2 separate regions of the Homo sapiens genome follow, and region 2 is linked to region 1. A link is a contact called in ENCODE Hi-C or POLR2A ChIA-PET data. All regions are on one chromosome and are shown on one strand. The core of a region is the stretch at or near the end of the contact, and the rest is flanking DNA. Distances in the headings are between cores, read along the strand shown. Region 1 holds the start of GIT2 (GIT ArfGAP 2). Region 2 overlaps CORO1C (coronin 1C).

The links. A loop is a pair of places that touch in the nucleus more often than their neighbours do. ChIA-PET counts read pairs that join two places held with the same protein, here RNA polymerase II (POLR2A). Pooled maps may share reads with other maps.
Region 2: a loop to region 1 is called in a pooled map, with 4 times the contacts of the local background. The contact joins the enhancer-like site here to the promoter of GIT2 in region 1. A Hi-C loop is called at or near these places in 1 of 37 single-sample maps with no recorded cell type and 7 of 50 pooled maps. POLR2A ChIA-PET finds 5 or more read pairs at or near these places in 1 of 52 experiments (GM12878).

Annotation. Positions count from the first base shown.
Region 1 is chr12:109,994,564-109,998,606 of GRCh38, reverse strand. GIT2 (GIT ArfGAP 2) reads left to right here and starts at 2,239. Exons shown (of 20, transcript NM_057169.5): 1 at 2,239-2,434. The coding sequence starts at 2,383. RefSeq lists enhancers at 2,069-2,228, 2,919-2,968 and a silencer at 2,499-2,588.
Region 2 is chr12:108,689,795-108,693,837 of GRCh38, reverse strand. All of the region lies in intron 2 of CORO1C (coronin 1C), which reads left to right. Among named protein-coding and RNA genes, the nearest start is that of CORO1C, 40 kb to the left of the region's middle. RefSeq lists enhancers at 1-288, 1,002-1,683, 1,911-2,205, 1,684-2,365, 2,156-2,435. Within about 2 kb of position 2,362, at least 41 of the 41 ENCODE cell types and tissues checked have a DNase peak (open chromatin) inside an H3K27ac peak, as active enhancers do; they include GM12878, where a contact is called at or near this core.

The DNA.
Region 1 (4,043 bases), core at 990-3,489:
TTGACCACAGTCTGCGAATATGAAGTTTATTCTTTGAGTTTCAGGCACTATGCCTCCTTGACTCAATGAAGAACCAAATCAACTTACAGCTAGCTACTCATGGGCTTGAACTTTCTGCTGCTGCTTCAGCTCAGCTGTCTACAACTAGACCACATAGCTGGATGAAGCTATTTAATGCATTGTGAAAACATTCCCTCTGCCCTCTGAGTGTATGCACATCCAGCTCTTCAGATGCCTGCAACAACAGCTGTTCAAGAATCCCAACCTAATCCATTCTCCACAGATGTGGAGCCCAGAAGATTTGTGAGTTGTTAAACCAAAACAGGATGCAGGAGCACCAGGATGGCACCCGGAGACTCTAACCATGGAATGCGTGGGAATTCTGTGATTATTTCTCCATCACACATTTATCACACTGTAGAGATGGACTCAAGACCAGTGCTTCTGAGGCCTTTTCCAGCACTTCTCATTCTTTCAGATGCCTTTTGCAACTTAACGTTCTCCTTCTTCTTCATCATGCCGTGTTTATTGAAAATCTCCCTATCTCATTAATCAGAAAACCCCATAATGACAGGAACCACATCGTTTTGCTTACCAGAGTATCTAAAACCAAAATAGTACCTGGCTAACAACAGGCATTCAATATTTGCTGAATGGAGATCATAGCTGTGTTTATATGTAAGACAGACAATAAGTAGTCATTGGTATTAGGGTCACATCTCCTTTCTCCTTCACACTGATTTACCTCATTTCATTGTGTTTATCTCACACCATTTTGTAAATTATCCCATGTTAGCTATTGTTATTCTCAAATTCCACGCATATGAAGAAAAACAGTAATTAGAAAATAATAGCAATATCCATAATTATGGGAGCTACTATTTACTGAGGGGTTACTATCCAGCAGGTGTATCACATTTTTCCCATAATTTATTCCATCTGTCCTTAGCCAAAATGAATGTTTAACTTTGCTGGTCACATACAAGTTTTGTCGCATATTCTTCTTCCTCTTTTTCTTTATTTCCCTCTCTCTCTTCTTCATTTTCATCTCGCAACCCTTTAAAAATGTAAAAATCATTCTTAAGTAGCAAGCCATACAAAAACAAATCGTGGACTAGAAGTAAACAATGCATTATCTTAATTTTGAACATGAGATTAAAACTGAAGCCTAAGGAATCATCTAATATATTCTTTTTTGTTATTTTTGTTGTTGTTGTTGAAGTTGTTTTTGAGACAGTCTCGCTCTGTCCCCCAGGCTGGAGTGCAGTGACGCGATCTCTGCTCACTGCAACGTCCACCTCCCAGGCTCAAGCGATTCTCATGCCTCAGCCTCCTGAGTATCTAGGATTACAGGCATGCGCCACCACGCCCGGCTAATTTTTTTTTTTTTTTTTTTTTTTTTGAGACGGAGTCTCACTCTGTCGCCCATGCTGGAGTGCAATGGCGTGATCTCAGCTCACTGCAACCTCCACCCCCTGGGTTCAAGCTCCTGCCTCAGCCTCCCAAGTAACTGAGATTACAGGCTCCTGCCACTGTGCCCGGCTAATTTTTGTATTTTTAGTAGAGACGGGGTTTCACCATGTTGGCCAGGCTGGTCTTGAACTCCTGACCTCGTGATCCACCCGCCTCGGCCTCCCAAAGTGCTGGGATTACAGGCGTGAGCCACCGCGCCCGGCCAATTTTTGTATTTTTAGTAGAGATGGGGTTTCACCATGTTGCCCAGGCTGGTCTCGAACTCCTGCCTCAAGTGATCCTCCTGCCTCAGCCTTCCAAAGAGTTGAGATTACAAGAGTGAGCCACCACGCCCAGCCTGGAATCATATAATATATTCTTATTTTACTTTACCCCAGTAAAATGCAAGCTTCATAAGGACTAGAAATTCAGTCTTTGCTCACTGCTGTTTCTCCAGTGGCTGGGACAGTATATAAAGCATGGTAAGTGCTTGATAAACATTTGTTGAATCAAGGAATGAATGAATGAACTTGACCATTGATTGCCTCAGGAAGGTTGTGGCTGCAGGGTTCTCATCACAAGATATTGCTACTTCCCCTGGTATTAATCAGTTGGGACGAGGGGAATCTCTGCCAGAGAAGAAGACCCAAATTCAATATTTAAAGGTAGGACAGATGATACTCGGGCAGTCTCCTGCCCTCACTCAAGATGGCGACAAGGCAGAGTGCCCTTTCCGGTCACATGACCTGACACTCGCCGAAGGGCACCTCCCCGCGCGTGCGTGCTGTGCCAAGGCTGCAAGGCGCTGAGGGGAGAGGCGCCGCCGTCAGCGCCGCCGCAGCTGGGACCCGTTAGAGCGGAAGCGCCGCCGCCACCGCCGCCTTTGCTGTCCCCCGGCCTCTAGTTCCCCGCAGGTGGGAGGTGGGAGCCATGTCGAAACGGCTCCGGAGCAGCGAGGTGTGCGCTGACTGCAGCGGGCCGGGTGAGTCGCACCGGCCGGGCCCGCTCCCCTCTGCTTTCCTGGCCCGGACCCCTACCCCGGGGCCGCCCCCTCAGGTCAGGCTGCATCCCGCGGCTAGGGTCGCAACGAAGAGGTCCCTGGGCGGCCTTGGGGTGGGAACCGTCCCGGGCCTGTCAGAGCCGGGCGGGCAGGGGGCCGCCGCCCTCCCCGTCCCTCGCGGCCCTCCCTTCCCTCTCGTTCCCTCCCGTTCCCTCCGTCCTAGGCCAACTGGGGAGGTGACGGGGGCCAGGGCTGCTCCCCCAACAGGAAGGGGCTTGGGCAATCCACAGGAAAGCCAATTACAGAAGTAAAATGTGAGCGTCCTCCCGGCTGCAGCCTCCAGAGGCTGCAGGTGTCACCTCCCACTAGACCCTTTCTCCGCCTGGGTGTCCTGCCCGGGGAGGATGACACTCCCTGAGACTCGCCAGAGGGTCCCCGTAGATGACTTCCCCGCTGCTGACATCCGACAGCTACTCTGCCCGGGAGAATTGCCAGGAGATCGGGGTCTTCCAAACACAACCAGCACTTAGGAGGCAGTGCTTGTCTCAAGTTTGAGGATCTGAACGGCCTGGGTTCAAACTAGATTTTGCTTCTGGCTGACCTTGGGCTGGTGACTTCACTTGGTCACTTGCTTGATTTCCTCATTTTTTTCAATGAGGATAATCGGGAGTATCACGCTTAGTGGTGAGGAAGATTCAATGAATACTCGTAGAATCATATCATCTAAGGCTTTTCTTTTTTGCATTATGCTGTCTACAGTAGAACTCTTGTAGTCCCTTAAAGCTATATTTGACTATCTAAATCATACGTTGATTACAACGGAAACAAACGCAAAATCACCAGCAATATAGGGGCATTGAAACGCTAAAGCCATTCCTTCATAATGATGCATAACTGTTCATACATAATATTCACATTTAGAGATCAAGTGTGTCTTAGCAATTGCAACTGAATTGTCAGGTCTCTGGATAGATTATTACATGCTGTTTTAGGTGCTTGGATGTATTGGCTTTGAGTTAATTCGAAGGTAACATGGCTTTCTTGGCACAATAGTGTCCGATAAACAATCTTAATTAAATCATTGAACACCACTGGCTTTGCAACTGTTCTGATCTTAAGCTTGTCATTTGGAAGTGGAGACCAATTGTAAATAGAACTGTGATAACTCAAACCTCATGTGGTTGTTTTATGGCCCGTACAGTGCAGGTGTTACCAGTTTCCTTTGAAGATAGGGAGGGGGTATGGAGGAGTTTAAAAAGAAGTGTTTTCTAAACCAAGTTAGTGTGAGTTATACAAACTCCATCATTTTCTCTAAAAATGTTATTTGTTCCACTTCCTTATTTTCTTGCCTATTTTCAGTTGAACTTACCGTGATGTATTTGATTCACATGTGTCTAGCTTCTAACTTCCTCTTGGAATGCATATTGTTTTGCTTCTTGATAGGGTACAGGGCAAAGCAAAATTGTTCCTCCATTGCCATCCTAAATATACTTTTGCAGCATTTTGTGCATTTCAGAACATTTTCTCTTCCATTGTATCGCTTTAGTTGTTGTCTCATACGCCTAATCTGCAGAGACTTGAGTCACTTCCT
Region 2 (4,043 bases), core at 1,113-3,612, 1.3 Mb after region 1:
CGTAGGAGCTAAAGATGAAACAGAAGAGGAGCCAACCCAACTTTTAAACTGTTAAGTTAGTAGAGGGGCTCTGTCCCTAGGAGGGCAAAGAAGTAGGTGGTAGGCACATTCCTCCTTCAGACTCCAGGATGTCTAGTTTAGGTGGATTTTTGTAGTATTGCAGAAATAGAATGTTTGATTGGAAGATAAACAAATCATTTATGCATAGTGTGAACTAACATTATGAGTCAAAAGAAGCTGAAGGATAGCTTTTTGGTAGAAAATCCTACATTTCTTGACCCTTTCTTTCACTTTCAGTGTGAATTTGGCAAAATTGGTATTTTCCTTGATTGTTATGGGGAAAAGAACTAGAATAAGCACTGTTTTATATTTTAGAATCATTGTTTTAACTAGATCAACATGGCGTCTTTCGTTTGTATCATCTTTAGGAAAAAGCAGTGACTTCTGTCACGTTGATGGAAATGAGACTGCAGAATGTCAGCAGATCGTACGTGGATAGTCCCCTTCATGAACAGTGTCTCTGTTTTTTCACTTGGTAGGGTGGGATCATTCCTCTGTTCTACAGTTGTAGAAATTGAAACCAAATTGAGTGGTTGTCCAAGACCGTGAGGTTGTTTGTGAATTAGAACTTAGGTTGCTGAGTCCTTATTTGATTTGTACATGTATATTTTTATTAATTTTTTTTCTACTGAGTGTGAACGAATTTTTCTTTAGGGGGGAGGATATAGAATCTGTGGTTTAGCCGGGCGCGGTGGCTCAAGCTTGTAATTCCAGCGCTTTGGGAGGCCGAGGCAGGTGGATCACCTGAGGTCAGCAGTTTGAGACCAGCCTGGCCAACATGGTGAAACCCTGTCTCTACTAAAAATACAAAAATTAGCTGGGCATGGTGGCACACGCCTGTTATCGCAGCTAATCGGGAGGCTGAGACAGGAGAATGGCTTGAACACAGGAGGCAGAGGTTGCAGTGAGCTGAGATAGCACCATTGCACTCCAGCCTGGGCGACAGAGCAAGACTCTGTCTCAAAAAAAAAAAAAAAAAAAAAGCTGTGGTCTAATGGACACTGAATCCTTTGCATTCTTTCTCTGGGATTAGAGAGTTTAATAACAAAAACAGTAACTTGACAGGGCTTTCATTCTGTCAGCTCAGAGAATTGTCTTAGGTTTGGAAAGTACTTGGTCTATACCATGCCTTGTGAGGACACAGTGACAGTGATGAAATCGCAGCAGTTCACATTTGTTGAGGGCTTCCTTTAAGTGCCAGGCGCCGTGCTGATAAGTGCCTTCTTTCATGGGCTACTTGAGAGGGAATGGCAGTCTCCTGACAGTGCTTTTCTGTGTGATCCACAGTCTTTGCCAGCACCTGCTGGATTTGCATTGGCTGCATGTCTGCCTTACTGTGCATTGCTGACAGGCAATTTCCATTTCTACACATTGTGGTACTCTGTTTTAGACAACAGTGGCAGTGCCGGTAGCCCTTTGTACAGATGTGGACATTTGGCACTTGGTAGCTTTGGTGTTAGGGGCAGAGGATTTTGTTCAGAGCCAGCCAGTGTCCTGACATGTCGTGGGATGCCCATTCACTGCCTCCTGAAATAGATTGTCTGATGCCTGGAGCACCTTCAACTGCCAAGTGTATGGGCCGTGAAAAGCTGGGGGACAGGACTGGGAGGGGTGGAGGATGCAGGGGGAGGGCACCAGGTGCAGAACAATGACTTCCAAATTATGTCACGAGCTGCCAGCCACACGAGCACGGCCTGGCCTCATTACCACATGAAGTGCCACAGAAGGGCCTTTTCATTTTCTCCTAGTGACTGTGTTATCCACAGTTTTGCTGGGAGGGGTGGGGTGGGCACCCTGCTCACCCCCAGTTAACAATGGAGCACAAAGTCCTGGCAGAAGGAACTTCCCAATGTACCCCGGGGCTATTTTTGATGACAGTGAGTGGCTGTGACTCACTGAATGTGTGCCCTGGCAGATGATGGTTTCCACCCCACCCCCTCCCCTGGAGATGAGCAGGCAGCCTTTGTGCGTTTCCTTGGCCAGCTTCTCCTGCTGCTGCAGTTCACTGATATGTCCACAGCAGCCGGCCCGCAGGCCTGACAGGGCTCTGACAGTGGTTTTTACCATATATGGCCATCAGAGCGCTGTGGCTGTCAGCCGGCCAGGATAATTTCCTTCCTTTGCTTTGATTGGCTGCACGGGTGGCTCAGAGAATGGTGGGATCTGGGAGTGTGTGGTGAAGAGAAGCCACTGAGTCAAGTGCAAAGAACGTTTAACTCTTTACTGGGTTTGTGGAGCGTGCCAGTCTGTGCTAAGCAGGCTGACAATTGCTGCCAGCAGAAGCCCTCAGTGTGTAAACATGGTAACCCCAGTCTGGGAAAGCTGCTGTATCTCCGGTAAAGAAAGGTATCTGAACACACATTACTCTGAAATAAACTCAAGGTGTCATGAACACATTTCTGGAGTCACGGTTTTGCCCAGAAGCCACCTTATAACCACATGTAGCAAATCATCTGCTCCTGCCAAGTTGAATATCTTCGCCCATTAGGGGTGGGACCTGAGTTGAGTCTGGGGAAGAATGAGCTGAGAGGGCATGTGATGGGACACATGTCTGCTTTCTTGGAGGAACGGTGACTTGGGTTTCATTTCTGGCTGACTGAATTGAGTCTATACTGCAGTCCTCTTGCTTGTGTGGAACTGACTCAGCCATGGAGCCCAAGGCATTAGCCCCTCCCACCCCCCAAAAAAAGTTGTAATATTTTTCTATTTATCATCTCCACCATCCAAGGAGGGTGGATTTTCATTCTGAGACCTGTGGATTAAACCAATGCAGAGCTGCAATGGGAAGGGTTAGCCCTGGAGCTCTTCAGCGTTCACAGAGGGTTTCAGTAGATCAATCTCCAATGTCATTTGCTTACTACGAGGGCTTAGACAACCAGTTTCTCTATTTTCTGATTTGATATTGAATGCTTTAATTTTCCATATTGCATTTACATCTGTAGTTCTTCTGCTTTTCAGCTTTTGCTTTCTAGCTCAATTTTATTTTAACTAGATTCTACCTCATCTTGGGTTCCAAGTTTTTATTTGTTCTCAGCCCAGAAGCATCATATGGAATTACTTGTCTGCAATAATGAGCAGAAAGCATTAGGTTTTCACTTTATAAATTCTTTAAGTCAGGAAGTTAGGAAATACAGCTACTCTGGTTGCTATCGCATATTTGGGCAAGGTTGAGTAAGGAAATGTTAACTTTTCCGTGTTTTTGCTTTCTGATAATAAAATGTTTGTAGTTTTACAATAACTTCCCTCAAGTTCTTAATTGATTTTAAAATATGGTCTATTCAGTATTAAACCCAGTTTTTAGAGAGGATCTGTGATGCAAAAATTATTTGCTTGGCATTTTCACTTCTGTCCAAAAAGACTGCTGTTTTTTACTCACAGGCAGGTGAAGTCTCTGTAGGCCCATACTCCCTCTCCCCAGCAGCTTTTGTTTCTAGCTTACCTTACCTTACAGGGTAACTCAATCTGTAGGGTTTATTCCAGAGCACCTCCTTTTACCTCAAGGATGGTATTTCTGGTTCCCTTAAAGTAAAGCCTCCTCAGAATGTTTTATTCCTGGGCCATGAGCTGTCACTCTCAGGGACCAGCCTGTGCACAAGTCATATATTGTGTGCACCCGTCTTTTTGGTCTGCTGCTGAGTCTCTGTTTTCCATGCCGCTGTCCCCTTGTCCCATGACCACAATCACTCTAGCTCCTCCCCGTGGAGCAGCAGGGGCTTAAGAAATTCAAACAAAACATGTATCCACATAAATAATACTGTCATAAGAAAAAGGAAGTTGAAAAAAATGGAAAACCCACTTCAATAGATACGCTTTTGACTCCTTTGAACTCTGCACAGTGTGAATGGAGCCCTTATGCTTGGGCTGAAAACTTTTCCTCTACTTCTGAGCACATGTGTGACTTAACATTCTCCTTGCTGAGTTGAAGAATTCTCAGTATGTATCACCCAAAGCCAAAAATAAGTTATGATTGAAATTTGGGCACA